Regions from separate parts of the Homo sapiens genome. Here region 2 is linked to region 1. A link is an interaction called in ENCODE POLR2A ChIA-PET data of the cell type or tissue named here. Cell type or tissue: A673. All regions are shown on one strand. Links, peaks and the distances in the headings refer to the core of each region. The heading gives the core; the rest is flanking DNA. Region 1 holds the start of LOC105370953 (a long non-coding RNA gene). Region 2 has its middle 26 kb from the start of MIR548AP.

Region 1 (15,899 bases), core at 5,318-7,817:
CTGTAGGCTCTGGTGCTTGTCTTCTCTCCCCTGCACTCCCGATAGTCATTTTGTAGCTTTAGCTTCTTTGTCCTTGTGTCTTTCTTTCACCATTCACTACTTCTCCTTGTCATTTCATTAATGATACTGAATAATAAATGGCACATCGTAAAAATTTTCCACTGCACAATCCCTGTCCAAGGTGGAATGTGTGGAGCAGTTGAGCATCAGGGAGGTCAAATGAGTGGACTGAAGAACTCGGTGATTCTGATCAGGAAGGAGGTCCATGTAACATCCAGCATGCCGGGGGTGGTGTTGAGAGGACAGCATCAGGGATCTGTCTGTTGGCAGGTGGGAAGTCAGAAAATGACAGGTCAGAGTAGTGTCCAGTGAGGCTTCTGAACCCTCATGGTCAGTAATTGACAGCATGGCTTAGAAATTAAGAATCTCCAAGTGGACAGGTCTAGTTGACTTCCCTGGGACACAGTGCCTTGACACTGTAGAGGGAAACTCACAAGTAATTCATTATAACAATAAAAGAATCAGTGCTTATGATTTTTTGGTACACTGGTAGATCAAGATGATTTCTCTAGGAAAACATATTCACTTGCTCTGTCACCTAGGCTGGTATGCAGTGGCGCAATCTCAGCTCACTGCAACCTCTGCCTCCAGGGCTCAAGTGATTCTCCTGCCTCAGTCTCCCAAGTAGCTTGGACTACAGGTGCATGCCACCATGCCTGGCTAATTTGTGTATTTTTAGTAGATTCTGAGTTTTGCCACGTTGGCCAGGTTGGTCTTGAACTCCTAGCCCCAAGTGATGCACCTGCTCGGCCTTTCAAAATGCTGGGATTACAGGCGTGAACAACCATGCTTGGCCAATACTCACTTGCTTTTGATGTGCTTTCTTAACTAGGAGAAAGAGTCAGGGTTACAGAGAGCTCTTGGGGAACAACAGGGATGATCTTACACATGCCATTTCCCACAGCAAAAGACTTCCATCAATAGCTGTGACAATTAAACAGTGTAAAGCACTTTATTTTTCACCAAAAAATGTTGAGTCTCATCAAAATTTGAGAGTGTGCGCTGCGCTGCAGACAAATAACAAACATCAGGGTTATTGCTGTGAAAGAAAAAGGTTGAGAACCGCCAATTTAGTGTCCTGATCTGTGTCCATGGACTGATTCAGAGGCAGTGAGGGAGCAGGGGCTTCTGCTCCTGGTGGTCAGATGTTGAACTTGGAGTTCAACACCTGGGCCATAGACCCTGAGTCAGGAAGGTCAATAGCACACCATTGTGTCTCTCTTCCAGAACACAGATTTCCCTTTAATTCTTCTCTTGATCGATATGACTAGTCTTCAGGTTATATCATGGTTCCCTCCTCTTTGCTGCTGCTTTCTACTAAAACTCCTGGTTGCAGTGAAGTCTGGAGCCTGCCCACACCTTCTTGCAGGAGTCTATCCCCTGGCACCCTCTCTGAACTCCTTTTGCCCTTTTCTCTGCCCCTCTACTAAGCTTCCTAAACTGTCGATTGCATCCTGATGCTTCCTTTGTTGGAAAACTTCAGCAGTGTACAGCATGGTGAAGATGGCACCCACCAGGCACAGACATGATTTCTCTTCCACTTTTGCCTTTATCTCACGGTGGCCTTGAGCAAGTGACTAGTTTGATGCCTCAGCTTCTCTCTAGGTAATATGAAATCATGCAACTAGCAGAACATGAAGAACTATGATTCTTCTGCTTAAATGCTCTCCACATGTGCCCTATGTATCATTTAAATACAATATTGCTGTTTGTGACACATGAAAGCTATTTTATTGAGGAAGAAAATGCTTGGGTTTTTTTTTGTTGTTGTTGTTGTTTAAATGGAGTCTGGCTCTGTTGCTCAGGCTGGAGTGCAGCGGTGTGATCTCTGCTCACTGTAACCTCTGCCTCTGGGGTTCAAGTGATTCTCCTGCCTCAGCCTCCCAAGTAGCTGGGATTACAGGTGTGTGCCACCACACCTGCCTGATCTTTGTATTTTTAGTAGACAGGGTCTCACCATGTTGGCCAGGCTGGTCTCAGACTCCTGACCTCAGGTGATCCACCTGCTTCACCTCCCAAAGTGTGGGATTACAGGTGTGAGCCACCGCACCCGGCCAATGCTTGCTTTTTGATGACAATAGCACAACATCTCTACATGTCTCTCCCTCTCTTCTACCTTTAACTCTTGGCTCTAGTCCATCCTTTGTTCCCTCTGCCCCTTCTTCTCTCTGTCTCTTGCAGGATGACTGATATTGGGAGAAGCTGAATAATAAAACAGCAATTAGGAAACAGGCATTAGCAGCAAATAGGTCTGGGTGATGCATAGCTAACCCTTGATGACTGAACATTTTGAAGTGTCTTTTACTCATTTGTAAAATGGAGATAATATTAGCTTACGGTCTGGCATGTAGTAGTACCTAAATAAATGTTATCTCTGAATAAAGTCTAGCTCAAACATTCCTTCAGTTGTTTTTCTCTTTTTCTTTTTCTTTTTTTTCTCTTTTTGCTTTTTTTGTCTCTCTCTCTCTTTCTCTCTCTCTCTCTCTTTCTCTCTCTCTTTCTCTCTCTCTTTCTCTCTCTTTCTCTCTCTTTCTCTCTCTTTCTCTCTCTCTTTCTCTTTCTCTCTCTCTCTTTCTCTCTCTCTCTTTCTCTCTCTCTTTCTCTCTCTCTTTCTCTCTCTCTTTCTCTCTCTCTTTCTCTCTCTCTCTTTCTCTCTCTCTCTCTTTCTCTCTTTCTTTCTCTCTCTCTCTCTTTCTCTCTCTTTCTCTCTCTTTCTTTCTCTCTCTCTCTCTCTTTCTCTCTTTCTCTCTCTCTGTCCCTGTGTGTGTGTGTCTCTGTCCCTGTGTGTGTCTCTGTCTCTTTTCCTGTGTGTGTCTCTCTCTGTCTCTGTCCCTGTGTGTCTCTCTCTCTCTGTCTCTGTGTGTGTGTCTCTGTTTCTGTGTGTCTCTCTCTGTGTGTCTCTGTCTGTGTGTGTGTCTCTGTCTCTGTGTGTGTGTCTCTGTGTGTGTTTCTCTCTCTGTCTCTGTGTGTCTCTCTGTCTCTGTGTGTCTCTCTCTCTGTCTCTGTGTGTGTGTGTCTCTCTCTGTCTCTGTGTGTGTGTGTCTCTGTCTCCGTGTGTGTGTCTCTCTCTCTGTCTCTGTCTCTCTCTGTCTCTGTGTGTCTCTCTCTCTGTCTCTGTGTGTGTCTCTCTCTCTGTGTCTCTCTCTGTGTCTCTCTCTGTGTCTCTCTCTGTGTCTCTCTCTCTGTCTCTCTGTCTCTCTGTCTCTCTCTCTCTGTCTCTCTCTCTGTCTCTCTCTGTCTCTCTCTCTGTCTCTCTCTCTGTGTGTCTCTGTGTCTGTCTCTCTGTGTGTCTCTCTCTCTGTCTCTTTCTCTCGCTCTGTCTCTGTCTCTTTGTGTCTCTGTCTCTTTCTCTCTCTGTCTCTTTCTCTCTCTGTCTCTTTCTCTTTCTCTGTCTCTGTCTCTCTGTCTCTTTGTCTCTGTCTCTTTCTGTCTCTGTCTCTGTCTCTTTCTCTCTCTCTCTCTGTCTCTTTCTCTGTGTCTCTCTCTCTCTATCTCTGTCCCTCTCTCTGTCCCTCCTCTCTGTACCTGTGTGTGTGTCTCTCTCTGTCCCTGTCTCTGTGTGTGTGTCTCTTTCTCTGTCTCTGTCTCTGTGTGTCTCTCTCTGTCTCTGTGTGTCTCTCTCTGTCTCTCTCTCTGTCTCTGTCTCTCTGTCTCTGTCTCTCTCTGTCTCTGTGTGTCTCTGTCTCTGTGTGTGTCTCTGTCTCTCTCTCTGTCTCTCTCTCTCTGTCTCTCTCTCAGATGGGTCTCACTTTATCACCCAGCCTGGAGTGCAGTGGCGCAATCAAAGCTCACAGCAGCCTTGAACTCCTGCAGCTTTTTCGAATCTGGTATACACTGACCTCCCAATGACCTTATAGGACTGCATGGTTTGGAATTGGTTTCTCGCTAATCATGGGTCTTTTTCCTTGGCCAGCTGAATGTGAACCCCTTCCACAGTGGTTGTTCCTGCCTCTGTGTCTTCTCCACAGCACCCAGATAAAATACTTGCACAATGTTTTTGGAGCAGTTAAATGTTAGCGCTGATTAGATGATAGCATAGCATTTCTCATAGAGATCACCCAAAGCTTGGTAAAATTGTTCTTCCCGGGCCTCACCTCTGTGCCTGTTGCTATGCCGAGGCTTCATCCTGTCAGGCATTCGGACTCCCGAGGAGTCTTGAGCTTTGGGATTTGGCTGGCTGTGCTGTCTCTCTCCGCCTCTAGGCCAGGCGGTGCCTGCATCCCCCAATTCAACGGTGAGTTTGGGAATGGCCAGTCAGAAGCTCAGGACTACAGAAGCTACCCTCAGAGAAACCTGAAAGGGAGCTGGCTCTGCAGCTTGGTCTGCGTGTTTATTTGCCATCCGTGATTCACTGTGGCCTGGTGAAGACTCAGCAACGGGCACTTTCACTGGCTGTCCTCTGCTCTCTGTGGCATGCGATGGGGAAACCTTTTCCCAGGGGCGTTTTATCTTAGGAGAACAACTTCAAAAACACATGTAAAAGGGAAAAATGTTGTTTAGCATCTTGCTGTGGTAAAAATGATAACTTATATAGAGAATATCTATTTTGGGACTGATGTAGCAAAAAATCGTTTTCTAAGCCCCTCCCAACATGTAAAAAGAAGGGAGAAAAGGCCACAGTGGGAGCAGCCTCCTGAGCCCCCTCTGTAATTAACTCTGACAGCTACTGATTCTCATGCTAAAATGAGGGGTGGATGGGTGAGTGCTGGGGTGTGAGCTGGAGCCTGAGGGGAGGCTCTGGACCTGCCTTCTGCAGCATCCTGTGGCTCCATACTTTGCATTGGATAAGCCTTTCATTGGCTATCTGCCTAAGGGTCAAAATCTCGCCTTGGGTCTCTGCTACGTGATACGCATTTGGGTGTCTGGACAGAAGTGGATGCCAGACTTGTCCATGCAGAAAACTGCCTCCAATTAATATCTGCCTGTTTGACGGTACAGTTCGGTCTGTTCCACGCAGGAGCCCGGCATGTGCCATGTAAGTGGGATGGGGAAGTGTCGGCTGCTACTGGCATTTCATTCCAGGTCATCAGATGGGTTCTATTTTCAGGGCCCATCTATCACCCCATCTTGCAGTGTGGAGCCTCGAGTTCTCCAAATGTCCAGATCGCAGCTGTCACTGAGGTATTTTCAATTCTGCTCATTGTGTACCCCAAATCCAGGGAGAGAAGCTAAACAGAAACATTTGGAGTTATTAACAAATGGAATTAGTAACACTTAGGTAGGGGCAGTGAATTATTTGCCCAAGATCTGAGCAAACCAGAACCAAGGGACACAAATGGACCATGTGGTCTCCTAAAAATTTATTTATTTATTTATTGAGACAGGGTTTCACTCTGTCGCCAAGGCTGCAGTGCAGTGGCACAATCTTAGCTCACTGCAACCTCTGCCTCCTGGGTTCAAGCGATTCTTGTCTCAGCCTCCCGAGTAGCTGGGATTACAGGCATGTACCATCATGCTCGGGAAATTTTTGTATTTTTAGTCGATACAGGGTTTTGCCGTGTTGGCCAGGCTGGTCTCGAGCTCCTGATCATATGTGATCTACCCACCTTGGCCTCCCAAAATGCTGGGATTACAGGTGTGAACCACCGCACTCAGCCGCTAGCTTTGTGATTTTCTAAGTCTAACTCAGAATGAGAGTAGAAGGGGCCAGCAGAGGGGGTAAAGATTTGCTTTTATTTATTAGAAATAATAAAAAATCAGAGTCATGAAACGTTCTCAGATCACAGTGGCCTCAGTCTGTGAGGATGCCTGGGAAAGGAGGAATGAGGAAGCTGGAAGGTCGAGTAGGGGCTGAGTGGTGGGAGAGGGAGGGGAAAGGGTGGCCCTATGGGTGGGCAAACCAGAGCTCAACTCAAGGCAGGGGTGACCAATAGATGTGAGCTCAAAGGCATTGCCTCTGATTCCAGACCCATCTACTGGAAAGTCTGAGGTCACCTTCCTACCTATTGTTCTGTTAGGGCTTGAGTTTTCTAGGGAAAGTCATTAGAGGTGGTTCCTGGCCACTGCACTCCTCAACACTATTGGGAGGACCACCATTCACCTTTACCCTGAACAGCCTCCCAATTCTCCTAGGTGCCACTTTCAAGGTTTTAATGATCCTGTTAGAGATGAAATTCATTTCCTTGTCTTCTTTCCTTATCTGCATCACTGGGTTTATGTCTATGGAGAATTTCTTTGTCTATGGAGATTGGTCACAGGGTAACTGCTTGTGTCTCTTGCTTGAACACGCACGCCACTCCCATTTACTTAGGGTGGATCTGGTTCTGATATTTTGCAGCAGTTGCATCTGTTACACAGTAAAGGAGTCCTAGAGAAGTGCTGCCAAGGGGAACTCATAAAAAAGCCGCTGCTGGAGACTCAGATGTGCCCTGCTGAGCGAGGCAGTCTCCTCCTACTTACCGTGCTGCAGTGAGCCGCAGTCACCCGCGGGGGAGTTGAAGAATAAGTTGAATATGGTTGAACACGGTGGCATCATACTGCTCAGCCATCTCTGGGGTTAACTGCAGATGAGATAATTCCTGTATAACTCCTGGATCCTCTAGGGCATTCTGCCACTGTATCCACACTTCATGGTACAAGGGCGAATGGACAGATCTCCAGCTTCCAAGTGAAACGTGAAGGCGACTCGACAAGGATTTCTGTTAGGACAATAGTTTTGCTTCATGAAGACCAGGAAGGCTTGAACTCAGGACAATGGGTATCTTGAATTTACTCAGTTCCCATCTCTTAAGTTATTAAACATTATTTCCCACCTGTCTTGTGTATTTTTGCTTGATCCCTATAATATGGGGGCAGGCATAATTTTGTATAACCCCTGTAAGACGTGTGCCAGGTACAATTGGCCCTATTTCCTATGTGGGGAAACTGAGACTCAGAGCAGAGAAGCGACTCTCCTAAGTCACACGTTGTATTGCTGGCAGAGTCTCGGGCAGGAGTCGTGCCTCCTGATTTCCAGGTACATGCTGCTTTTGCTAGAACCAATCTATTAAAGAACCAAGACTCTTTTATTTGGAATTAATGAGGGATTCCAAAAATAGTGTTAGCAGTGCTTAACAAATTTGAAAGAGCAAAGGAACTGAAGCCAGAGAAGACTGAGATAGGGGAGCTGTTTCATTGTATCAATTTCTATTCACTTTGTTAATAATTGATGCCACATTTACTCATTGTTATATATTAAAAATACTTGATTTGCTACAAGGTAAAAATGACCCATTGACTTTGTCTCTCAACCTACGCTAACCCTAAATGAGAATCTCATTGTGACCACGATTTTGCAAAATTGATTAAATGGAAATAAATGCATTCAAGTGTCAAAGGCTGCATTGGGAATGGTTGCTAATGAGCTTGACCTTTCAGAGCTTCCTGGCTGGGTGCACAGTAGGTGTTCAATGAGTACTGATGGATGTCTTGACTGACTGAGATTTCGGTTAGCCTTCCATCCCCGGGAGCATGGTGCCTCTAATGTGTTAGATGGCATCATGTTCCAAAAATGAATCGATCTATAAATTTGAAGACTAATTTGGAAACATTTTAACCTTACTAAACAGAATAGTATGATAAAACCTAGGTACCCTACGCCAGCTTCAAATCAATATTCTGCTGTTTTTGTTTACTTCCCTTAACACACATCACTGCCTCCCCACCCCCAACACACACACACTTTTTTGTTTTTGAGACAGAGTCTCGCTCTGTCACCGAGGCTGGGGTGTAGTGGCGCCATCTCGGCTCACTGCAAGCTCCGCCTCCTGGGTTCATGCCATTCTCCTGTCTCGGCCTCCCAGTCTCCAGAGTAGCTGGGACTTCAGGTGTCCACTTTTTTTTTTTTTTTTTGGCTGAAGTACCATAAAGGAAATTTCAAACATTGTGTCATTCACCTGTGAATAAATCTGTATGTACCTCCAATAGATAGACTAAAAAAACCACAACCTTATCACCACAACACAATTAGCCATTGTTTCTTAATATCATAGGAGGCCTCTTCCATGCTGAATGCTCCATGGGTTCTTAAAGTCGTGTTCTTTTGATGAGATTCTTCACATAAGATTTTACAGTTGGCCGGGCGCGGTGGCTCACGCCTGTAATCCCAGCACTTTGGGAGGCCGAGGCGGGTGGATCATGAGGTCAGGAGATCGAGACCATCCTGGCTAACAAGGTGAAACCCCGTCTCTACTAAAAATACAAAAAAAAAATTAGCCGGGCGCGGTGGCGGGCGCCTGTAGTCCCAGCTACTGGGGAGGCTGAGGCAGGAGAATGGCGTGAACCCGGGAAGCGGAGCTTGCAGTGAGCCGAGATTGCGCCACTGCAGTCCGCAGTCCGGCCTGGGCGACAGAGCTAGACTCTGTCTCAAAAAAAAAAAAAAAAAAAAAAAAAAAAAAAAAGATTTTACAGTTACCACATTGTGTTTGGTTAATCCATTTTTTATCTACTATAGTTTCTCGTCCCCTCTATACAAAGAATTAGGGCTAGAGGCTTGACTGGATTCAAGTATTTAAATAAAAAATAGTTTGTAAGGCCGGGCACAGTGGCTCACGCCTGTAATCCCAGCACTTTGGGAGGCCAAGGCAGGTGGATCGCCTGAGGTCAGGAGTTGAGACCAGCCTGGCCAATATGGTGAAACCCTGTCTCTATTAAAAATACAAAAATTAGCCAGGTGTGGTGGCGTGCACCTGTAGTCCTGGCTACTCAAGGCTGAGGCAGGAGAATTGCTTGAACCTGGGAGGCAGAGGTTGCAGTGAGCTATGATCACACTATTGCACTCCAGCCTGAGTGACAGAGTGAGACTCTGTCTCAAAAAACAAAAACAAAATACTTTGTAAATGAAGTTGCGTACTTTCTTTAACCTCAACATTTTGAAAATTGTTTCATAAATGTCCATTTATTCCAGGTCCTAATCCTTGGATAAAACTGATAACATGAGGAATGATTTTGAGATAATGACATGAGACATAGTCCTCTATCACATATCAAGGGTCACACTCCTGGAAATCACTACCATTGAGTAATGAGAGAAGACCACTGAGTATCAGAAATAACCACCATCAAATCTCATGAGGGGTTTTAGGCCAGAGAGGAGACCTCAATTCAGGACCTACTTTATCTTGTTTTACACAGAAGTTTAAGAGCCTTCAGTTCATTTTGACAACCTGTAGAAAATAAGAAACAACCAGCACTTTGGGAGGCCAAAGCAGGTGGATCATGAGGTCGAGATGGAGACCATCCTGGCCAACATGGTGAAACACCATCTCTACTAAAAATACAAAAATTAGCTGAGCATGGAGGCACACACCTGTAGCCTTAGCTATTTGGGAGGCTGAGGCAGGAGAATCACTTGAACCTGGGAGGTGGAGGTTGCAGTGAGCCAAGATTGTGCCACTGAACTCTAACCTGGCGATAGAGTGAGACTCCGTCTCCCCACCTCCAAAAAAAAAAAAAAAAAAAAGATATCTGAAAACATGAAAAGGGATGGATGACAGCTACATGTTCAGGCAGAACACAGAAGAAAATTGAGAAGCAAAAGCAAGAAATAAGGCACAGAATCCAGAATAAGTTGATATGGATGTCAAGAATCTTCCTCTTTGTGAATATAACATGCTTGTCTAGTTACTTGATCTAATTTGATGATCACAGCAACCTTATGAGGTAGGTACTGTTATGTTCTGTATCTTTCAAGTAAAGAAACATTAATACATGTTCCCAAAGTGGCTCAGCTGGGGAGAAATCACAAGGAATGTTGACCAGTTTCTCCATGGTCAAGTACTCGTGGACACTGAGAGAAGAGTGGTTGAGACTCTTCAACTCCTGTCTAAGTAGGCGAGAAACCATGTGGTCCATTTTGAAAAGACTTACACATGAAATAGGAAAAATAAAAAGCTTCTAATTACTTTAAATGGCTTCAAGTTTCTAGAAAACTTATATACATTGACGTACAGGTATGAACGTTTGGAAGTTGGTACTCTTAAAACATTTTACAAACCAGAAAGAGATGTTACTGCAGTAGTTAAATTAATGAATTGGTTTATCTTGAAGTATTACCTGGAAACCCTTCAGTGATATTGATGTTTCCCATTCCCTCTGTTAGCCTGGACTTTTTCTATGGCTTATTTTTTTCTATAGTTCTCTAGATTTTTCTATGAGGCACTTGACTGCCACAGCCAGGAAACTCTTAAGAATCTAATTTTCTGCTCTTCCTCCTCTGTAACTAAAGACTGGATCAGTTAGGACTGGGTTTCACTATCACATCTTGTAGGTGACCATGACTATTCGAGAAATGACCTCTTCATTTGCCTGCTTCTACCAAAAAAAAAAAAATTGGAACCACTAGATTGGATAAATTCTACATGATGAATATCTTAGCCAATTCTTACTGAGGGTTGGGGATCTGGGTGAGGTAAATCCTTCATCATTAAAGGTGACACCTTGGTAGTCCACCCCAACATCACCTTTCCAAAAATGAGCCTTCTGGAATCTACCTGAGAGTCGGGAAATATTGAACTAAGCCAGATGTCACTGACAGGTACATCCAGGACAACAGTTTGGGGCAATTTAATGAAGGGGCAAATAACCCACTACAATTCACCAAGTCCTTAGGCCTTCGGTAAATAATTTTTGATGCTCATAGTGATGACTGAATGACCAGTGTTGGATAAATGCATTCTATGAGGGCAGAGAAACATTTAAGCTAAATAAAACATTTTTGTGATTTAAAGAAATTACCTTCAGCTATCTGGAAAACTTGGCTATCTGACGATGATTCATTTTCTGGTGATTTCAACTAACCAAAGTTTTATTCTACTGTGCTTTTGGAAAAAAAAACAGGACCGGGCATGGTGGCTCATGCCTGTAATCCCAGCACTTTGGAAGGCCGAGGTGAGTGGATCACTTGAGGTGAGGAGTTCAAGACCAGACTGGCCAACATGGTGAAACCCCATCTCTACTAAAAATACAAAAATTAGCTGGGCGTAGTTATGGGCACCTGTAATCTCAGCTACCTGGGAGGCTGAGGCAGGAGAATTGCTTGAACCCAGAAGCAGAGGTTGCAGTGAGTCAAGATCGTGCCATTGCACTCCAGCCTGGGCAACAAGAGCAAAACTCCATGTCAAAAAAAAAAAAAAAAAAAAAATCTGTTTCACTGGCAGAGAAAACTCTGGACCCCATGGACTAGTCTCACCTGGTGTGACATTTCTTCTGTGCTTTTGACAATTTTCATAGCATGTTGATTCTTCATCTCATTCTCAGACATCAGTTAATTAGCTAATCTGGATTTTGATTCACACGTATTAAATACCATCTTTTCTGAGCACACAAAATCCCCCTTATGTGAAATAAATGGCATTATGTCCAAAAGAATGGTGTTAGATCGTCTTTTACTTTGGGGAAAAAAGGAGGTAATTAGTTTGATCTATATTTTTTCATTTGCGAATGTTAATGCCATTTTCACTTCTGAAGGAAAGGTGAATGGCTGTGCCCAGTCACTGAGTCTGGTTTTTGTGGCTCTGACATTATATAAAGGAGTTTGGGGAAATGGAATGGAATTAAAAGGGCCTCAGTTGAATATGTGGGTAAGTAGTGTTCTTAATACTTCAACAAAATTTCAAAGAGTTTGTAATTCATATAGCTTTTCTGAAAGGCTGCCAAGAGGGAGATTTTCAATAGATTGGTGGAATGAGGAATTAAATGCAGATTATTCTGGAAAAGACTAGAATTTAATACAACATTTGAACAGGTTAAATTTATATCAATAAAATACCAGGTGGAGAATGGGACCATTTAATTTCCAGCACACAGAAGACACAACATTTGTAGAAACGATGAACGCAGTGTGGGCTGCTGTTTCCGGCTTCTGTGTTCATTTTCAAAAGCAGCCTGGGAAATTTATGCCGCTCTTTGGAATTTGAGGTAGTGGTAAAGTTGCAGTCAGATGTGATGGATTGTGCAGCCAATTTCTTGAAGTTTGTGGTTCATTAATCCAGCATTTTGAATTTCAAAGGACTGAAGTGATGTCATTTGGGATGTACATCACAGAAAATTAATGGGGTTTCTTGGTCAGAAGTGAATGCTGACACAATGCGACAGGGAAAAAGGGATTGGTGTTGCTAATGGCTGGGGAGCGGGAAGGCCTTGGTTTCCAGTGGGAAAGGCTGCCTTGCCATTCAGAGCCTGCCCAGCCCCCCGCAGGCTCTGAGGGAGTCTTTTCTATGGGTCAGTCCTGCTCCGTCGTGAGAAAACACAAAGTATTGCTTATTCAAGTGTTTCCCAAGAATTCAGCAGTATCTGAAACAGAAGTTTTCATCTATTTAATTCAGTACGGCAGACCTGCGTTGCTCCTTGTGACTCCAGTCCCTGGTCTACCATCCTGTCTGGGAGGTGCTGGCAGGGCTGGGCTGAGATGAGTGGGAGCCCTGCCCATCAGGATGCTGTGTGGATATTGGATGTTTCCCATGCTGGCCTGTGCTGTGAGGCCCAAGGCAGAGTGGTAGAAGAGAGACTGAATCATTGTCAAAGACGCAGGCTGGGAAAGTAGGCTCGGAGGAGGTCCCCGGACAGATCCAATGAAAAAAATGAATGGGAACGGAATGGGGCTTTAGGAAGCTTCCACTCTGCCAGTCTGGGTGCTAGGCGCTATCACAGTTCATTGGCTTGTTATAGTAATTGTCTGTGATATCAATAGAAATACAGTGCTTGATACAAAGCGGTTACTCAACAAATATCTTTTGAATTAAAACAAAATGAAACAAAAAGCAAACCACAGCTGTTCAGCTAGATGATGGTATTATCCTTCTTTTTCAAATGAGGAAACAGATTCAGAGCCTTCCTCAAGACAAAAGAGAGTTCTGTTCTTTGTACTTTGTAAACTGGAAAAACAAAACAAAACAAAAAAAACTCTTCAAATGTTACTTTCCTCACTGCATCACTGAATAAGACCATTTCCTTGCAGCCTTTGCCTCTGGGAGTGCTTGAAACAGTGTAGCAACTTAATACATATTTGGTGATTGAAAGACTCGGTGACCATTGAACAAGAGGGGCTGATGGCATCTTAATGGGACTGTCATCTCACAGCAAGAGAGAGATGAAGATTTATATACATGCACACGATCCACTGTGCAGGGTGAGTCTACTGCACTGTGAAAGAAAGCTGAAGTTTGTTATCTATTTAAAAAAAGTGATGTGAGATTTTGCAAGAATGTTTTCCTCTGGAAATCTCTTTTTTTTTTTTTTTTTTTTTTTTTGAGACAGAGTCTTGTTCTGTTGCCCAGGCTGGAGTGCAGTGGCGTGATCTGGGCTCACTACAAGCTCCACCTTCCGGGTTCACACCATTCTTCTGCCTCAGCCTCCCGGTAGCTGGGACTACAGGCACCTGCCAACCACACCCGGCTAATTTTTGTTGTATTTTTAGTAGAGACAGGGTTTCAACATGTTAGCCAGGATGGTCTCGATCTCCTGACCTCGTGGAAATCTTAACTTTGGCTTAGATGCCTTGAGAACTCCATTGGGACTCAAAATATACTAGCTTTTTTATTGGGTAACTATATAATCTGAAAGTGAAAAATTCTCTGTTTGACAGTGCAGATGGTGGTTCTATTTCATATTAATAGTTGAATCTAATGTGGATAGTAGTTTTTGTTGCCTATATGTTTATTAATATTTGAACTTGATAGCATGTTTTATTGCTTCCCCTAACAGTAACCACTCTTTCACTTTAAATACATCTATGATATTACACCTATATTTCAAGATATAATAAGAGTAAATTTGTTAAAAATAATTCCTAACAGCTTTATGCATTCTTATTTCTACTCCTTACTTTTACTTAGGGTCTGATAGTCCTGGGATCAGCCACTAAAAATTGGTCAATATGCAGCAGCTTTGAGAATCCAGAGAGGGGAAGCTTTGAGAGAGGACCTCAGGCTCCATGTCCCTTCTCTCCTGGTCCCTTGTTCCTCTAGGTGGAGAAGATCCAGGTTTTCCCTCCCCATGTTGGAGTCTCATTTCCCGACTGGAGCTGGGCTCCTCATTGGTACTGAGAGGGTAGAAATTCACCTGGAGTAGAAAGTCTCTGTATGTTTTTCACAAACAAAACTTTTATTATGGAAACTTTCAAAGACATAAAACATAGAGAGTAACTTTATGAATCTCTGCATCTCCTTACCCAGATCCAATGATTATCATCATTGTGCCCATCTTGTTTATCTCTTGCCCTCCCTTATTTTCTGGACTATTTAAAGCAAATCCTTTATTTCACCAGTAAATAGTAATTATCACACCCAAAACAACTCATGGTAGTTTCCTTAACAGCATCTAATATACTGCCCATGTTAAAATTTTCCTGATTGTTTTAAAGATGTCTTCTTTGGTTGGCTTGTTTGAATTAAGATCCAATTACTGAAGGTTTTTCCTGAAGCACAGACACCTCCCTGATCCTATCTCAGGGATCTTTCAATGTTGTGAGACCAGAACCAAGGCAACTAAGACACACTTAGGCTGCAAGGGATTATGATTCTGTCTTCTATGTGGCACCATGGGGAGGGGGAGTTAACCAGGAAAGACTAACTTGACCTGTTTGGCTGCCCTGGAACAGGGTCCTGAATAGACCAGCCACAGTTCTAAAGAGGCAGAGATACCTGGTTCTTACTTCTAGAAGTGGTCTGTTCCAGGCCATCCCATTCTGTAGCTGCACAGACATCAGTGAAATTCTCTGGGGCTTTGTGGGAAATGCAGTCGTTTCAGGAGATCCACCCTAAGAAGGCAGCAAAACATCACGTCTTGTGGAATGGGGAGGATGGTACTAGCACCCGAGTCAATTAGCTGTGTCTGTAGGAAAAGGAGTAGTTGGCGAAGAATTAAAGAGCAGAAATGGAAGTGAGGGAAAGGACTCATCCCCAGATGGAGGGAAGAAAATGTATGTGGCTAGTTCAACTCTTTGAAGACATTTAAATATTGAGTGTGTTTGGACATATGACTATTTGGCTCATAAGGTAGAAGCCCAATAGTGGGATCTGGCTATTGGATCCCAGTTCGGGAAACATGACTTAATTGACATTTCCATTGGGTGGGAAAAGTAGGAAGGTGGTAATCTGCATATCCCTTGCCCCTGCTGAGACTGGCCTGGGAACCTGTGTGAGCCTTAGGGGAAGGAGTTCTAATCACAGCATAGCCATTTTGGTGTGGTTGATATAGGTGTTTTCAGTATAGAAATATGTATTCCAAATGCTGTGTCACTAATCCAAAAGAATTAGGTATTTTCTCCTCAAATATTTACATCAATATTCTTTTTTTTTTTTTTTTTCCTTTTTTGAAGATGGACTCTTGCTCTGTCACCCAGGCTGGAGTTCAGTGGTGCGACCTCAGCTCACTGCAACCTCTGCCTCCTGGGTTCAAGAAATTCTGTCTCAGCCTCCCGAGTAGCTGGGACTACAGGCACACGCTGCCACGCCCAGCTAATTTTTTGTATTTTAATAGAGATGAGGTTTCACCGTGTTGCCCAGGCTGGTCTCGAACTCCTGAGCTCAGGCAATCCACCCGCTTTGGCCTCCCAAAGTGCTAGGATTATAGGCATGAGCCACTGTGCCCAGCCAATATTCTTTATATTACTGATAGTATAAGCAATATCACCAACTGTAGTAATAATAAAAGCAGCATTTGAATAGTATTTCATAGCTTTCAAAACATTTTCACATTTATTTTATTTTCACACACACCCTGGCCATTTAAAATTGGGTGATGTTTACTGAGCTCTTACTGCATGCCATAATCTGTATTGGGTGCTTTCTATACTTTAGTAATCCTCTCTACCTATACCTTCTTTAAGGAGTTTTGTCTCTAAAATCCTTTACTTGTTGTAT
Region 2 (15,899 bases), core at 4,464-6,963, 51 kb before region 1:
AGGAAACCTGGGAGGCAGAGTTTCCTGCTCCAGTATTTTGTCTCTCCATGAGGGATGGCGTGGAGGCAAAGATGGCAGCTCTTGAGGAAGGCACTGGCTCACAAGATGGTGGCTCTTGGGGAAGACACTGCCTCACTTACAAGATGGCAGCTCTTGGGGAAGACACTGGCTCACAAGATGTTGGCTCTTGGGGAAGACACTGGCTCACTTACAAGATGGCAGCTCTTGGGGAAGACACTGGCTCACAAGATGGTGGCTCTTGGGGAAGACACTGGCTCACTTACAGGATGGCAGCTCTTGGGGAAGACACTGGCTCACAAGATGTTGACTCTTGGGGAAGACACTGGCTCACAAGATGGTGGATCTTGGGGAAGACACTGGCCCACTTCTGCATCTAGCCTCTTGGAAGGAAGGGGCAGAAGAGGAGGTCTGGTGGATGTACACAGAGAGTGAACATACAGTGGCCCTGTGCACTAGCAAACACGACTCTGCCGGTGGCCTGGAACGGAATGGGACTCCATAAGACCCCCGTTTCCACTCTTAAGTGAGGAGTGTGTAGGGAAATGTACAGGTGTTTTCTCTGCTCCCTGCAGGCTGTTTCTACTGCCTCTTGTCAGCCCAGCCTGGGTTTAACTCAGCAGTTAGTTCATTCATCTGTTCATCCATTCTCAAACATTTATGGCACATTTCCTCTGTGTCAGTGTTGTTTCAGCCACTGGGGTTTCAAACCCTCGGTCAGTCCCAATATCCTCACCATCAAGGAACAGAGAAGACAGCATAAGGGAGGCAAAATTTTTTACCTATACCCTCTTATGGTGTTGTGGCTGGGCCTGAGGATTAAACTGACATAAGGCAGATTTACAGGAGAAAAGCAAACAAATTTACTTAATATAAATTTCATGTGACATGGGAGCTCTCATGAGAAAATGAATACCCAAATAAGTGACAAAACCTAAATGCTCTTATATTAAGTTGAACAAAGGCAGGCAATTGTGGAAAAGTAACTAAAGTATGTGAGGGGGCTGACTGGGTGTGGGGCTAACACCTGTAATCCCAGCACTTTGGGAGGCTGAGGCGGGCGGATCACCTGAAGACAGGAGTTCAAGACCAGCCTGGCCAACATGGTGAAACTCCGTGTCTACTATAAATACCAAAAATTAGTTGGGCATGGTGACGGGTGCCTGTAATCCCAGCTACTCAGTAGGCTGAGGCGGGAGAATTGCTTGAACCTAGGAGGCAGAGGTTTCAGTGAGCCGAGATTGTGCCACTGCACTCCAGCTTGGGTGACAGAGAAGAGAGAGACTCTGACTCAAAAAAAAAAAAAAAAAAAAGTATATGAGGAGGCTCAAGAAAGATACAAATTTTAACAAGACTTACTTTTATAGGATTCTCTTGGTCTCAACTTCCCATCTTTGATAATAAGAACAAACGTTCCTTCTGGCACAGGGAGGACCTCTTCTGTAAGGAGGTGTTATCTCCTTCTTTCAGGAAGAGAAAGGGAAGGGTCAGAATGCCCTTCTTTCATGTATTTTTTAAAGTGCCTATAGCTCAAAATAATCCTTACGCCAGAGCAGCATATGTTGATGTGGCATATTCTGCCAGCTTTCAATGTGCAAGCAGATATTTGTATATTTGAGTACTCTGTGAAGCTGGATTTTAAAAGCTGTCCCAGTATCTTCAATGTCTGGCCAGATATTAAAAGTCACTATGAGATGGGCTCTTTTGTTTCCTGAAGAGCCACTTGGGTAGCTCCTATCAATATGCAAGGGGAGGAACGGTAGATAATCCTTTCCTGGGAACAGAGGCTAACAGGATGCTTTATCTGGCTCTTCAAGGCTGCTTCTCCCCTCCAAGTGCAAGGGGATGTGGCTGGGGGAGGTGGCGGGAGTTGGAGAATGCATCGACTTGCATTAGAAGCCTAGAGGCCTTGTGGAAGGAAAAGGACTGATATTCCAACCCCTGTCTGGAATTAAAAGATCAGGAAACCTGTAGGAGTATAGAACACTTGGTCCTGAGCAAGGCCCTATGAGAGGAAAGGACGCCAAGGGCCTTGGAGTACAAACTCACTGTGAGGGAAGGTGAGATGGTGACCCTTGGATTTGTGAGAAGACACGGAGCCGGCTCTGAATGTGGCTGTGGTTGGGGATCCAGGCATGTCCTGTGCTTTAGGCAGAGTTTGTGCCTATGAACTAGGAAGAATAACTTGAAGTTCCAGTGTAGAACACTACTCTTGATTGTACAGATCTGGGCCAGCAAGGGTCTTAGCTGGAAGGAGGCAAGGGGGCTTTGGGCTACGCTGGGACAGTGTTCAGAGTGATGGTACAGAAGCCACTGTGTGAATTGGCCAATTGAACTCATTGGTTTGCCTCTCTTTTCTTCCTTTCCTTTCTTTTTCTTTCTCCTCCTTCTACTTTCCTCTCTCTTCATCTGGTATTGGAAGGTAGAATTTTTGCCAAAGGTGCCAAGAACACTCATTGGGGAAAGGACAGTCTGTTCAATAAATGGTGCTGGGAAAACTGGGTATCCATATACAGAACACTGGAACTAGATCTTGATCTCTCACTATTTACAAAAATCAAATCAGAATGGATTAAAGACTTAAATGTAAGACCTGAAACTATGAAACTATTAGGCAAAAACATTGGGGAAATGCTCCAGGACATTGGTCTGGGTAAAGATTTCTTGAGTAAGACCTCACAAACACAGGAAACCAAAGCAAAGATGGACAAATGGGATCACATCAAACATAAAAGCTTCTGCACAAACGCAAAGAAAACAATCAGGAAAGTGAAGAGACAACCTACAAAAATGGGAGAATATATTTTCAAATTGTTCATCTGACAACAAATTAATAATCAGAATATAAGGAACTCAAACGACTCATATATTATTTTATGTATTATTTATATATTAATTGCTGAATACAATTTCTCAAATCAGTGGCGTTTATAATGTATGTAGATGTACCATAATGACAATAGTGGTAGAAAGGACTAGGCGAGGTTAATGAAACGATAATGTCGCAAGTGACTCAAAAGCCAATAGAGGAGTTAAAATAGAATACTAAAAAAGTTTGATTAACCCAAAGGACAGTAGAAAAGAAGGAACAGAGGAACAAAAAAGAGATAGGACAAATAGAAAACAAATAATAAAATGATAGACCAACATATCAACATTTGCATTAAATGTAAAAGGACAAAACATAACAATTAAAAGACAGAGATTATCAGGCTGAATAAAAAAGCAATTCCCGTCTTTATGCTCTATAAAGTGTGCCTATAAGGACACCCTTCTAATGTAAAGACACAGATAGTTTAAAAGTAAAAGAATGGAAAAGTACATACCATGAAAATAGTAAGTATAAGAAAGCTGGTGTGATTATAACAATATTAGACAAAATAGACCTCAAGGCAAGGAGTATTATGAGATACAATACAGATTATTTTATAATAATAAAAGAACCAAATCAGCAGGAACATACACCCCTTCTATATGCATATGTGACCAATGACAGAACTTCCAAATGTATGAAACACAAACTGAGAAGATTAAAGGGACAACTAGGCAAGTCAACGATCCTGGTTGAATATTTTTAACATCCCTTTTTCAGTAATTAATAGAACAATTAGACAAAGGCATCAGTAAGAATATAGAATATGTAAATACTATCAGTTACCTGGACCTAATTGCCATTTATAGGAGATTATACCCAAGAACAGAATACACATTCTTTTCAAATGCACCTGGAATATTTACCAAGTTAGACCATATGCTGGGTGATAAAATAAGTCTTAATAAAATTCAAAAGATTAGGAAAAAAAAAAAGCTTAACAGTGCAGGTTGCTGGACTGATATTTAAACAGCTCCCTGGGTCATGATCCCAAAGCTAATGTGGGAGAGCTCTATGACTGGAAATGGACATTTACAAGTCAGCAGATGATTCCGGCAGCATTTTGCATAGGAGATGAATGGACATCTGGATTCACAGAAGCTGGATTTGAAATAAATTCTCTATGTCGTCCAGCCTGTCTGTCTCAGTCCCTGAGAATATTTCTGGTAATCTATTTATCACTGATTTGAGAACAAAAGGGGATTAAACTGGCCTGACCCTCGAATTTTCAGCTCCAGACTTTCTGGTTCTTCAGCACCTGGGAAGAATATTAACTACTCATAGTAGAATGAATCACGTTGAGATACAATATTAAATAATGTGTTTTATTAAAGGAGCACACTGGGTTGTAAAATGTGACACTGAGTATTTCTCTACAAGCAGACTTGAAATCTTGCGATTCTTTCTAAACATGTAAAGCCTGTGATGGGTGCTCCAGATGATAACTAGCTCTATATTTCCCAGAGTAGTACCTTTCCAACCCAATCCTTACCCATTTTTCTTATTTTTCTGTGCTTTAATATTATTCCCATAATATGATCATATTATCATCAGAGTGACTATGAATAATGCTTTGGCTGTTTTATAATGAAGCTTCTCAACATGATTGATGCTGTGGAAACTGATCATTAAGCTTACTGGAAATGCATAGAAACAGCTCCTTAGAGTAACTGTAAAGAGGAATTTTATTCCAACACTTGAGCATCACATTCTGTCTTCTTTCTGCTCCAAGTCTCTCTTTCTCCATCTAATCCACTTACACCCCCACTGAATACAGACTCCTGAGTTATTGTGATAATATGGGAAAGTGATAGCATGGAAAAGTGAGAGTTCAAAGATAATTTCCCACCTGGGATCAGGCTGTCTACTACATGAAGAGTACAAAAAGGTGGGAAACAAAAGGGGAGTCTGGATGTCTAATAATTTTTTTTTTTTTTTTGCAAGAAGCTTTGAAATTTTGCCATGGTGGGTGCAGGATACCCAGAATGTCAGCTCAGCTGTTCAGACCTAGATCTCTTCTCTTAAAGATGCATTACCTGTAAAGTGACCCCATGGATGCCTTGTGTTTGATTCTTTATCATCCCGGGGCACTGGTGTCTGAGGGGTACCTGTCCCTTCCGTGCCCTTTCTAAGTCTTACTCACAGTCATTTGCAATAGCTGTCGTACATATCTTATCACCAGATCTATGAATGTTTCCACATAGGGACACCATTGATATTGTGGTGGCTAATGTATTATAAGGGTTATCTTAATTATTCTTTTTTCAGTCAGACACTTTAGTATTGCATAGACCCTATCATTATTGCCATATTAACACAGATCTTCAATAATAGGTCCCTATTGTTGGGCTCAGGGCCAGGTAATTTACTCAGGTTGATGAGGTGGCATTATTCTCATTTTACACATGAGCAAACAGAGATCTAGTGAATTTAAGTGATTTGCCAAAATGCACATAGTAAATTACCAGGTGATCCAGACCCCTGGCTCTTTCTAACACACCAAACTGCCTCAACATGGTAAAATGGGAGTTTGTAAGTTTGTTGATTATACAAGTCAGTTGATTTGACCTTCCATTAATTATAAGTCATTAACTCCCATCTGGCAATTCAAGCCACAAAATGTTCCAAGATAGGACAGGAATTTGTAGTGTCTTTAATTTCTGGTATTTGCACATTCGATCATTGTTGATGTGCTCAGTTTCGTTAATCCCTTTGTTACAAATACAGCACACCTTACTCAGCCCATGAACTCCTGCCACCCTGGACAACTATTTTGATTCACTGGGCCCACTAGGATGATCCAGAATGACCTTCCTTATCCCAGGATCCTTAATTTAATCACATCTACAAAAATCTTTTGCCATATAAGATAACACATGCACAGGTTTGGGATGTTAGGATGTGGATATGTTTGAGGGTCGTTATCCTGCCTACCAAAACTATTCTGCCATCATGGCCAAGCCAGAACTTTATTTTTCATCCTCCCTGCTTAGCACAAGGCTGAGCATGAAGTAGGTTCTTTTTTTTTTTTTTTTGAGACAGAGTCTTGCTCTGTCACCCAGGCTGGAGTACAATGGCACAATCTCAGCTCACTGCAACCTCTGTCTCTGGGTTCAAGCGATTCTCTTGCCTCATCCTCCCGAGCAGCTGGGATTTGGGGCACCTGCCACCATACTTGGCTAATTTTTGTATTTTTAGTAGAGATGGGGTTTCATCATGTTGGCCAGGCTAGTCTTGAACTCCTGACTTCAGGTGATCCACCTGCCTTGGCCTCCCAAAGTGCTGGAATTACAGGCGTGAGCCACCGCGCCCGGCTGAAGTAGGTTCTTAAGAGGGCTTGCTGAACTGAAGGGAATTCAGAGAGCTTGAACTTCCTTCTCCAAACCTTTGCTAGTAGCACCAGGTGGCGGTCCTTGGTGCTCACTGTAGGTCACAGCCGAGTCCCTCTGGCAGACTATGGAGTGGAGTGGAGTGGATGCCTCCAAGGAGTCCTTCCCCTGTTGGGGTGGTGGTGAGGGCAGTGTTGCAGACTGACCGACCTCCTCCATACTTTGTTTCTTTGCCAAGGGGTAACCATTTCCATTAAAATCTACCACATGCTTTCAGTGTATCAAATATATATTTGGTTTTGTGCTGTGCATGTCTTCAAAAATGGAGAGGAGATCCATGCTGAACAAACTCTGAACCAATCATACGGATTTGCATTCACGTGATGTGCAGCAAATAGAGTTCTAAGGAGTTCAGGCTGATTTACTGTAGCCCTAGAGAATAGACACATTCCAGAAATATCCCCTCTCCGCTAGCCTCCTCCCAGCTCTCTGAATTGCCTTAGCATCTATTCACAACACAGCGGGTGGTGTGGCAGGCTGATTTCCCTGAGGGCTGGGTGGGCAAGAGCAGGTGTTGGCCTGCACCCGGACAGAGGGTGAAGCCCTCCTGGGCCCCTCCTCTTCCCCCATCCCTGTCCCTGAACCGGTGTCCGGGGGACGCCCATCCCTTTGTTTAGGCAAGGCCTTTTTGGGTCTTATATTCTGGATTTTTGGGGACAAGGTCTCACTCCGTCGCCCAGGCTGGAGCACAGTGGCACAATCTCAGCTTACTGCATCTTCCACCTCCCAGATTCAAGCGATTCTCCTGCGTCAGCCCCTCGAGTAGCTGGAGTTACAGGCATGGGCCACCACAACCAGGTAACTTTTGTATTTTTAGTAGAGACGGGGTTTCTCCATGTTGGCCAGGCTGGTCTTGAACTCCTGACTCAAGTGATCTGCATTACAGACATGAGCCACCACTCCCTGCCCAGCCCAACCATCCTTGGTAAGTGCTGATGAAATGCTGAAATGGAAGCTACATTTAGTAATTTGGGGGTGATTGATTAATATTCATGGAAATGTTTGCATGCAATGCCAAATTAATGTATTTTAAAAGAGATTTATGTACAAAGTAAATATTTTGACAGAGACATGAAAATAACTGTGAAGGCCATTCCATCTGCTCCTTGTTTATTGCCTGAATATTTACATCACTGCATTGGAAACTCCACTGATTCAAGAATTAACGTACAGAAAAAGATTCTGTCTCTTTGTTCTGTGAGTCGGGGGTAAGGAGATGAAACACACAAGTGAGTGCACACAACCCCTAGAGATTTCCCCCCTTCCTTTTCTCCCCCAGGACTAATGTCACCCTCATTCCCCCAAGACAAGAAACTCTAAGAACGTGTTGCTGTTGTTACTGTCAGGTGCTGAGGTGGTTATGGTTGTATGGGGAAGGGAATGGCTGCTATTGAGAATCCTCAAATAGGGATAAGTATAGAGTAGGAAAGATACAACAGAGGGAAGGTCCTGTTTGTACTGAAGGAATTCTATTTTATTTATTTATTTATATCTTCTCATTTAGCTTTTTTATTTTGCATTTATTTATTTATTTATTTGAGATGGAGTCTCTCACTGTCACCCAGGCTGGAGTGCAATGGCATGATCTCGGCTCACTGTAAGCTCCGCCTCCCGGGTTCAAGTGATTCTTCTGCCTCAGCCTCCAGAGTAGCTGGGATCACAGGCACCCACCACCACGCCCGGCTAAGTTTTTGTATTTTTAGTAGAGACGGGGTTTCACTATGTTGGCCAGGCTGGTCTCGAACTCCTGACCTTGTGATCCACCTGCCTTGGCCTCCCAAAGTGATGGGATTACAGGCGTGAGCCACCGAGCCCAGCCATAGTCTGCATTTATTTATTTATTTATTTATTTATTTTTACTTTTATTTTAAGTTCAGAGGTACAAGTGCAGGTTCGTTGCATAGGTAAACTTATGTCATGGGGGTTTGTTGTACAGATTATTTCATCACCCAGATATTAAACCTAGTACCCATTAGTTATTTTTCCTGATCTTCTCCCTCCTCCCACCCTCCACCCTCTGAAAGGCCCCAGTGTGTGTTGTTCCCCTCTATGTGTCCATGTGTTTTCTTCATTTAGCTCCCATTTTATAAGTGAGAACATGCAGTGTTTGGTTTTCTGTTCCTGTGTTAGTTGGCTGAGGATAATGGCCTCCAGCTCCATCCAGGTCCCTGCAAAGGACATGATCTTGTTCTTTTTTTATGGCTACGTCGCATTCCATAGTGTATATGTACCACATTTTATTTATTTTTATAATAGAATTATTTATATTCTTTTGGGTATATACCCAGTAATGGGATTTCTGGGTCCAGTGGTATTTCTGTCTTTAGGTCTTTGAGGAGCCGTCACACTGTCTTCCACAATGGCTGAACAAATTTACACTCCCACCAACAATGGATAAGCATTCCTTTTTCTCCACAATCTCACCAGCACCTGTTATTTTTTGACTTTTTAATAATACCCATTCTGACTGGTGTGAGATGGCATCTCATTGTGGTTTTGATTTGCATTTCTTTAATGATCAGTGATGTTGAGCTTTTTTTCCTATGATTATTGGCCACATGTATGTCTTCTTTTGAAAGAAGGTGCACAGTTTTATTTCTGGGTTCTCTATTCTGTTCCACTGAATATGTGTTATGTGTCTGTTTTTGTACCTGTACTCAAGGAATTTTATATCTGTAGTGGCCTGAAAGAAAACCCACAGGACTTTTTTGGAATGTCAATGCAATATACATAGGAGAGGGTGGGTAGTCAGAGAAGGCTTCCAGCAGGCTTCCTGCAACAGGGTGGTTTTGAGGCCAACTTGGGAATGCCAACAAGAGTGAAGAGTCTGGCTTAATAGTTCCAAGCACAACGAATTAGGGGAGGCTGCCCCCACCCTCATACTCTGCTAGTTCTCACCTGATTCCTGTGCTTGGTCTCCCCACCAGCTCTCACTGTCAGATCTCAGCTCAAACACGACCTCCTCTCTGAAGCCTCCTGACGTCTTTGGGCCAACTGACAGGTCCCTTCTCTGCATTGTACATACAGGTCTGCAAACACTTATCTGTAATTCTGAACTCCAAAAAGTTGTGAAAACTGAAAGTTTTTTCTTTTTGGTGCTAAAACTCATTTGGTGGCAAATCCTGCCTGAGCCAGCATGAGGCTGTTGCCTGTCTTTATTTCACTTTACTGCTGGTACATTTTGCTGCAGAAATATGGATGTGATAGATTATGGGTGACATCCTAGATAGTTCCTAAAATCCGACAAATTCAGAATCCCCAAACTCATCTGGCCCGAGTGTTTCGATGAAGGGCTTGTGGGCCTGTGCCTCCCTTGAAACAATTGCTGGGAAGATTTCTGTATTTGGTTGACTAGTTTGTCTCCCAAGGAGTCTCTGATTGTAAGAAAGGAGTTTGCATTCTCATTTTTATGTACCACAAGCCCCAAAGTGTGGTCATGCCCCTAAGTGTGATAAATCTTGGTTGACAGATTATAATTGGAAATATTCACCAAGGGTCTCCCTCTTTCACTGGCACCACCTGGCAGCCATTGTTCAAGAAGGTTGGCAGGGCAGAGCAGCAGGGGGTGGCTTTGGCCTGCAGACACTCCAGGGCTCGACCAGGTGGACCTAGCAGCGCTCTTCCCCAGGGTCATGGCTTGAAATGAGTAGGGAGGGGGCCTTGTTAGTGGATGGAGTGTGGATTGATAACACTCTGAGGATAAGATGCTCCCGACCCACCCTGCCCAGACTCAACACCCTCTATGTCCTCTGGAACTTGGATAAAGTGAGGGTGGGAGACCCTGCATTTATTGATATTAGCTTCTGCTACCCAGTGCAATGGGTAAGCTCTGTATAGAAAATAAAGAAAATTGGGCCGGGCGCGGTAGCTCACGCCTGTAATCCCAGCACTTTGGAAGGCTGAGGTGAGTGGATCACCTGAGGTCAGGAGTGCCAGACCAGCCTGGCCAACATAGTGAAACCCCATCTCTACTAAAAATAAAAAATTAGTTGGGCGTGATGGCGGGCACCTGTAATCCCACCTACTTGGGAGGCTGAGGCAGGAGAATCATTTGAACCTGGGAGGCGGAGGTTGCAGTGAGCCAAGACTGCACCATTGCACTCCAGCCTGGGCAACAAGAGCGATACTCCATCTCAAAAAAAAAGAAAAAAAAAAAAAAAGAAAAAAAGAAAATAAAGAAAATTGACTTGTTGCACACTCAAATGTGTGAGCTAGAAGCCATAGAAGCCACACAGGCCAGACAAATGAATAAAATGATAAAGGAGGACTTCATTTATTTTTAATCCTCAGGAATCTTACTCTCCCATGGATCAGGTGTTGGTTTGTCTTTGTTGTTATATGTGACAATCAAGGGACCTAGCCATTCCGGCGTTTTTTTGAAGTAAGCATGAGGTGGCTGGGCGCGGTGGCTCACGCCTGTAATCCCAGCACTTTGGGAGGCCGAAGCGGCCGGATCACGAGGTCAGGAGATCGAGACCATCCTGGCTAACACGGTGAAACCCCGTCTCTATTAAAAATACAAAAAATTAGCTGGGCGTGATGGCGGGCGCCTGTAGTCCCAGCTACTCGGGAAGCTGAGGCAGGAGAATGGCTTGAACCCGGGAGGCGGAGCTTGCAGTGAGCCGAGATCGCGCCACTACACTCCAGCCTGGGCGACAGAGCCCCCCGCCAAAAAAAAAAAAAAAAAAAAAAAAAAAGAAGTAAGCATGAGGTAGTGAAGCCAAGCGTCCCGAACGTGAGATGGGCTGCCAGTGCCCTATGTGATCTATTTTTGCGGGTGGGAAGGAACCAGCCTGGAGGAAGTTGGTTGAAGTAGATTCTGGTGGGCAGATCCCTAGAACATTGAAAGAGAGCTCCAGATAGCTACCAAAAACAAAACAAAAAAGCAAAACGAACAAAAAACCTAACCATTGTCTCCCATCCGAAGTCTTGGGATTTGGAGGATGCAGGATAATCAATGTTCCACTAGGTGGCACTGATGATCCACATTTGGGGTACCCGGAGTCTGTCTCTACGGCAACAAGTTGACAAATTTATGGGCAGAATTGGCCTTGTCCTCTGGGGTGTGTGTGTGTGTGTTTGTGTGTATGAAGGAGTTTTTGAGTGTTCAGAAAAGTCTGCTCTGTGCAGAAGGGACCATTGATATGCAACTGTCAAAGAGATAGAGAGAAAATCAAGGAAATATTATCATACTGAGCACGGCAATAAGGAACGAGAGAGGAGAAATCACTCCTCCCAATGCAGTAACAAACCACCTTGCCGCTTGGACTCTAATGTTCTCTAATGCATGAGGTTAGGAAGCAGGGCTCCGAGGCAAGCAGGGATCCTGGGGCTGGGCTGCAGGCTGGATTTGCTTTTGTGCAGGATATTACTGCAGGAGCTCAGCCTGCAGGGAGCTGGGGTTGCTTGAACTATGGATGTTCTAGGGATGTGATGATGGAAAATATTACAAATGCCCATACATCTAGTTCTTTTTTTTTTTTTTGAGATGGAGTTTCGCTCTTTTTGCCCAGGCTGGAGTGCAGTGGCGCGATCTCGGCTCACCGCAACCTCCGCCTCCCGAGTTTGAGCGATTCTTCTGCCTTAACTCGGATTACAGGCATGCAACACCACACCTGGCTAATTTTTTGTATTTAATAGAGATGGGGTTTCACCATGTTGGTGAGGCTGGTCTCGAACTCCTGACCTCAGGTAATCTGCCCGCCTCGGCCTCCCGAAGTGTTGGGATTACAGCATGAGCCATCGTGCCTGGCCAAGATTTTATTTTATTTATTTATTTTTGAGACAGAGTTTCGCTGTTGTCACCCAGGCTGGAGTGCAATGGGATGATCTTGACTCACTACAACCTCTGCCTCCCAGGTTCAAGCAATTCTCCTGCCTTAGCCTCCCCAGTAGCTGGGACTACAGGCATGCGCCACCATGCCCAGCTAATTTTTGCATTTTTAGTAGAGATGGAGTTTCACCATGTTGGCCAGGCTGGTCTCGAACTCCTGACTTCAGGTGATCCACCCGCCTCAGTCTCCCAAAGTGCCGGGATTACAGGTGTGAGCCACTGTGCCCGGCCGATTTTATTATTTTAAAGTGATGAGATAATTGAAAATAAAAACATTTCTCCAGAAACAAGATTATTGAAATACAAAATTTTCCCAACAATTGTTGAAACCTGGCATCTCTAAAATTATATATAATGCTTGATATGGTTTAGATCTGTGTCCCTGCTGAAATCTCATGTCGGATAGTAATCCTCAGTGTTGGAGGTGGGGCCTGGTGGGAGGTGATTGGATCATGGGGGCAGATTTCTCATGAATGGTTTAGCATCATTCTTCAGATGCTGTTGTCATGATAATGAGTGAATTCTCACGAGATCTGGTCATTTAAAAGTATGTAGCACCTCCCTCTTTCCTCTCTTGCTTCTGCTCCTACCATGTGAGACAACTCACGCTCTCTCCTCCTTTGCCTTCCGCCATGATTGAAGTAAAAAAAAAAAAAAAAAGAAAAGATGATGTGGTTCCTAGGAGATAGTTAAGTCTTAGCAGGGAACCAAAGATACTTTCAGTTCTAAATCCAATGTGTGCTGCTGACTCTTACCCTTCCTGTTATTCAGAAGAGAGAAGGAGGGAGAGTGCAAAGAAGTTCCGCTGTTGATACCCGAGCATGACATAGCAGCTAGTGTTTTGCTGAATTGTGATGAAGGAATGTTGACAACCTTTTCAAAACTTACAAGGAAAGGGACTCTGTTGGAGGAACTCAAAGAAAAAAGTATCCATTGAAAGGATAAGTTAGTATTTATATTTTAGTGCAATTGTGTGGAATTGGTTTGGAAATTTACACACTGTCACTGAGGTGACAAAAAGAAATGTCTTAATTTTCTGTAATTGTTTTATTTCTCACAGTCTTCTACTTGCTCAGTAGACCGAAGTTAGGTTGGAATGGAGAGGACATTGTTTAACCATTAACAATGTCTTTGTCTCCTTCAGTCTATATAGTGTATTTTCCATATTTAGATATCCTTTAAATAAATGCTAATTTTCACATTTAAAAAAAAAAAAAAAAGAAAGAAAGTTTTCTGAGGCTTCCCCAGAAGCAGAAGCTGCTATGCTTCCTGTACAGCCTGCAGCACTGTGAGCCAATTTAACCTCTTTTCTTTATAAATTACCCAGTCTCAGGTATTTCTTTATACCACTGTGAGAACGGACTAATACAATGTTGATGGTGTAATTTTTTTTCAAATTCTTGATTCTGAAAAATTAAGAAAAATAGAAACAAATAATTTTGGCAAATTGCATGAATCTATCCTGGGTCTTGCCTTTTTTACCCTTATACCTTACATTTCTTCCAGTTAGGAAGCTGGGAACCAAGAAAGACACCATCAACCCCACATGTAAGTGGCTATAAAAGAAGTCATGAATGGCAGATGGACATGGGCACTTGTAATAATACATGATGTAAAAAATTCAAATTATGTTACTGCAGAACAGTTCACACATCAGTGAATAAATGAAATATTAACAAGTAGACATTTTGACTATTCTTTCCACATCCCTAGAAAGTTTGCATATTCAAATTAACCCCCAAACTTTAAAAAAAATTTAACTTATTGTCATTAGGAAAGGGAGAGATCATTTTATATTTATTTGGTTGTCAGGGAAGGCTTCTCTCCTTCCTTGTTCTAAGGTAAGAATTTAACTGTTTCTTTAGCCACTTAACTTCTGACACAGCAGAGGCAGCACACAGAAATAAATGTAGAAGTCTAGGCATGGTGGCTCACGCCTGTAATCCCAGAACTTTGGGAGGCTGAGGCAGGTGGATCGCGTGAGGTCAGGAGTTTGAGACCAGCTTGGCCAACGTGGTGAAACCCCATCTCTACTAAAAATACAAAATTTAGCTGGGTGTGGCAGTGGGCACCTGTAATCCCAGCTGTTTGGAAGGCTGAGGCAGGAGAATCGCTTGAAACTGGGAGGTGGAGTTTGCAGTGAGCCAAGATCGCGCCACTGCACTGCAGCCTGTGTGACAAAAGTGAAACTCCACCTCAAAAAAACAAACAAACAAGCAAAAAAAAGGAGATAAATGTAGAGACAGGGCAGAGGGTTGGGAGCTGTTTTGCACTGGGACTTCCCTGTACATCTTGGGTCTGCAATTTTTAGGATGCCCTGAGTTCATCTGCATCAAGGTAATTTGACTCTAGATTACTACACACTCAAACCTCAGGCATATTTAAGCCATGCTTGTTTTCTCATTAGAATTCTGATAGTTAAAATTTATTTTCCCCATTAAGATTCATTCCTGAATGTTAGTTCTGACAGTTCCCACTCTACCCTGGGAAGAACTAGAGCCACTGCTTGGGTTTGCCACTAATTAAATTAGTGATCCTGAATATGTTAATTGGCCTGATTTGATCATTCCACAATGTATACATATTTCAAAACATCACAATGTACTCCATACATATATGTTATTATTTGTTAATGAAGTGAAAATGAAGAAAATAAACTAGTGGCCATTTTATCTTTCTTTTATCTTTCTTCTTCTTCTTCTTTTTTTTTTTAGAGAGTCTCCCTCTGTCACCCAGGCTGGAGTGCAGTGGCATGACCTTGGCTCACTGCAACCTCTGCCTCCTGGGTTCAAGTGATTCTCATGTCTCAGCCTCCTGAGTAGCTGGGGTTACAGGTGTGCACCACCACACCCAGCTATTTTTTGGTATTTTTAGTAGAGTCAGGGTTTCTCCATGTTGGCTAGGATGGTCTCAAACTCCTGATCTCAGGGGATTCGCCTGCCTCGGACTCCCAAAGTGAGAAACCACACCTGGCCCAGGGAAACAGTATTTCTCTTCTCTTCTCTTTTCTCTTTCTTTTTTTTCTAAAATGCTGGGATTACAGGCGTGAGCCACCGCTCCTGGTCGGGAACCAGTATTTCTGATGATCATTTTTTCTCATTTGAAAGACTGAAGTTAGTAACAGTAGCCCTCTCGTTTCAGGAGAGTGAATTGATACACTTGCCCTCTGTCTGCTGAACCTGTGGGTCACACCCTGGGCTGCTGTCCTGCTTCCCCTTCCTGCAGGCTGTGCTCACAGCAGGTGGATAAAGAGCTTGCATTACTTACCGACAGCTCTTACCCAGGGAGCTCCCAGCAGTGGTGTGTGTGTGTGTGTGTGTGTGCATGTGTGTGTGTGAGTGTGCGTGTGTCTGCGCGCGCGTGCACACGTCCCTCGTGGCCGAGTCCTTTCCTCCGAACCCAGCAGAAGATCTGAACAGGTCTGAACCCCCAGGTCTCACCTCAAGGTGAGACAGGCTCATGTCTTTTTCCACAGAGCATCCGGACTCTGAGCACACCACGGTCGGCGGCGCCCGGGGTTTAAGTCTCCAGTGTTCAGTGACATTCTCAGCTGACCTCTAGGGGGCAGCATTGCCCAACTCCTCCTGCGGCCTCCTCGGGTGTGGCCCAAACCCTTAGTGCCATTCTGCAGGGCATGGTGAGCCTTCAACCAATTGCAGCTGCCACAATGGCTATGATTCCTATTTTCCTTCTTTGCCCTGTGTTGCAGCCACATGTCAGAAACGCCTGAGCCAAGGGTTTTTTTCCTTATAGAACTTCTTAGCACTTCACATCTGAAAATCTTGCT

What was found. ChIA-PET counts read pairs that join two places held together with the same protein. Peaks named below come from ENCODE experiments on the same cell type or tissue, not always from the same donor. Only the 100,000 strongest peaks of a DNase experiment are listed, where the experiment ranks them.
Region 2: POLR2A ChIA-PET joins it to region 1 with 8 read pairs; 3 of 35 experiments call an interaction of 5 or more read pairs at or near these places.

Annotation. Positions count from the first base shown.
Region 1 is chr15:85,893,766-85,909,664 of GRCh38, forward strand. LOC105370953 (a long non-coding RNA gene) reads left to right here and starts at 5,069. Exons shown (of 2, transcript XR_001751742.2): 1 at 5,069-5,181; 2 at 6,338-7,375. In A673, for the core only: no CTCF peak of the experiment used is centred there; a DNase peak (open chromatin) is centred at 6,426.
Region 2 is chr15:85,843,287-85,859,185 of GRCh38, forward strand. No RefSeq gene overlaps it. Among named protein-coding and RNA genes, the nearest start is that of MIR548AP, 26 kb to the left of the region's middle. RefSeq lists an enhancer at 15,567-15,626. In A673, for the core only: no CTCF peak of the experiment used is centred there; no DNase peak of the experiment used is centred there; H3K27me3 peaks cover 1,409 bases.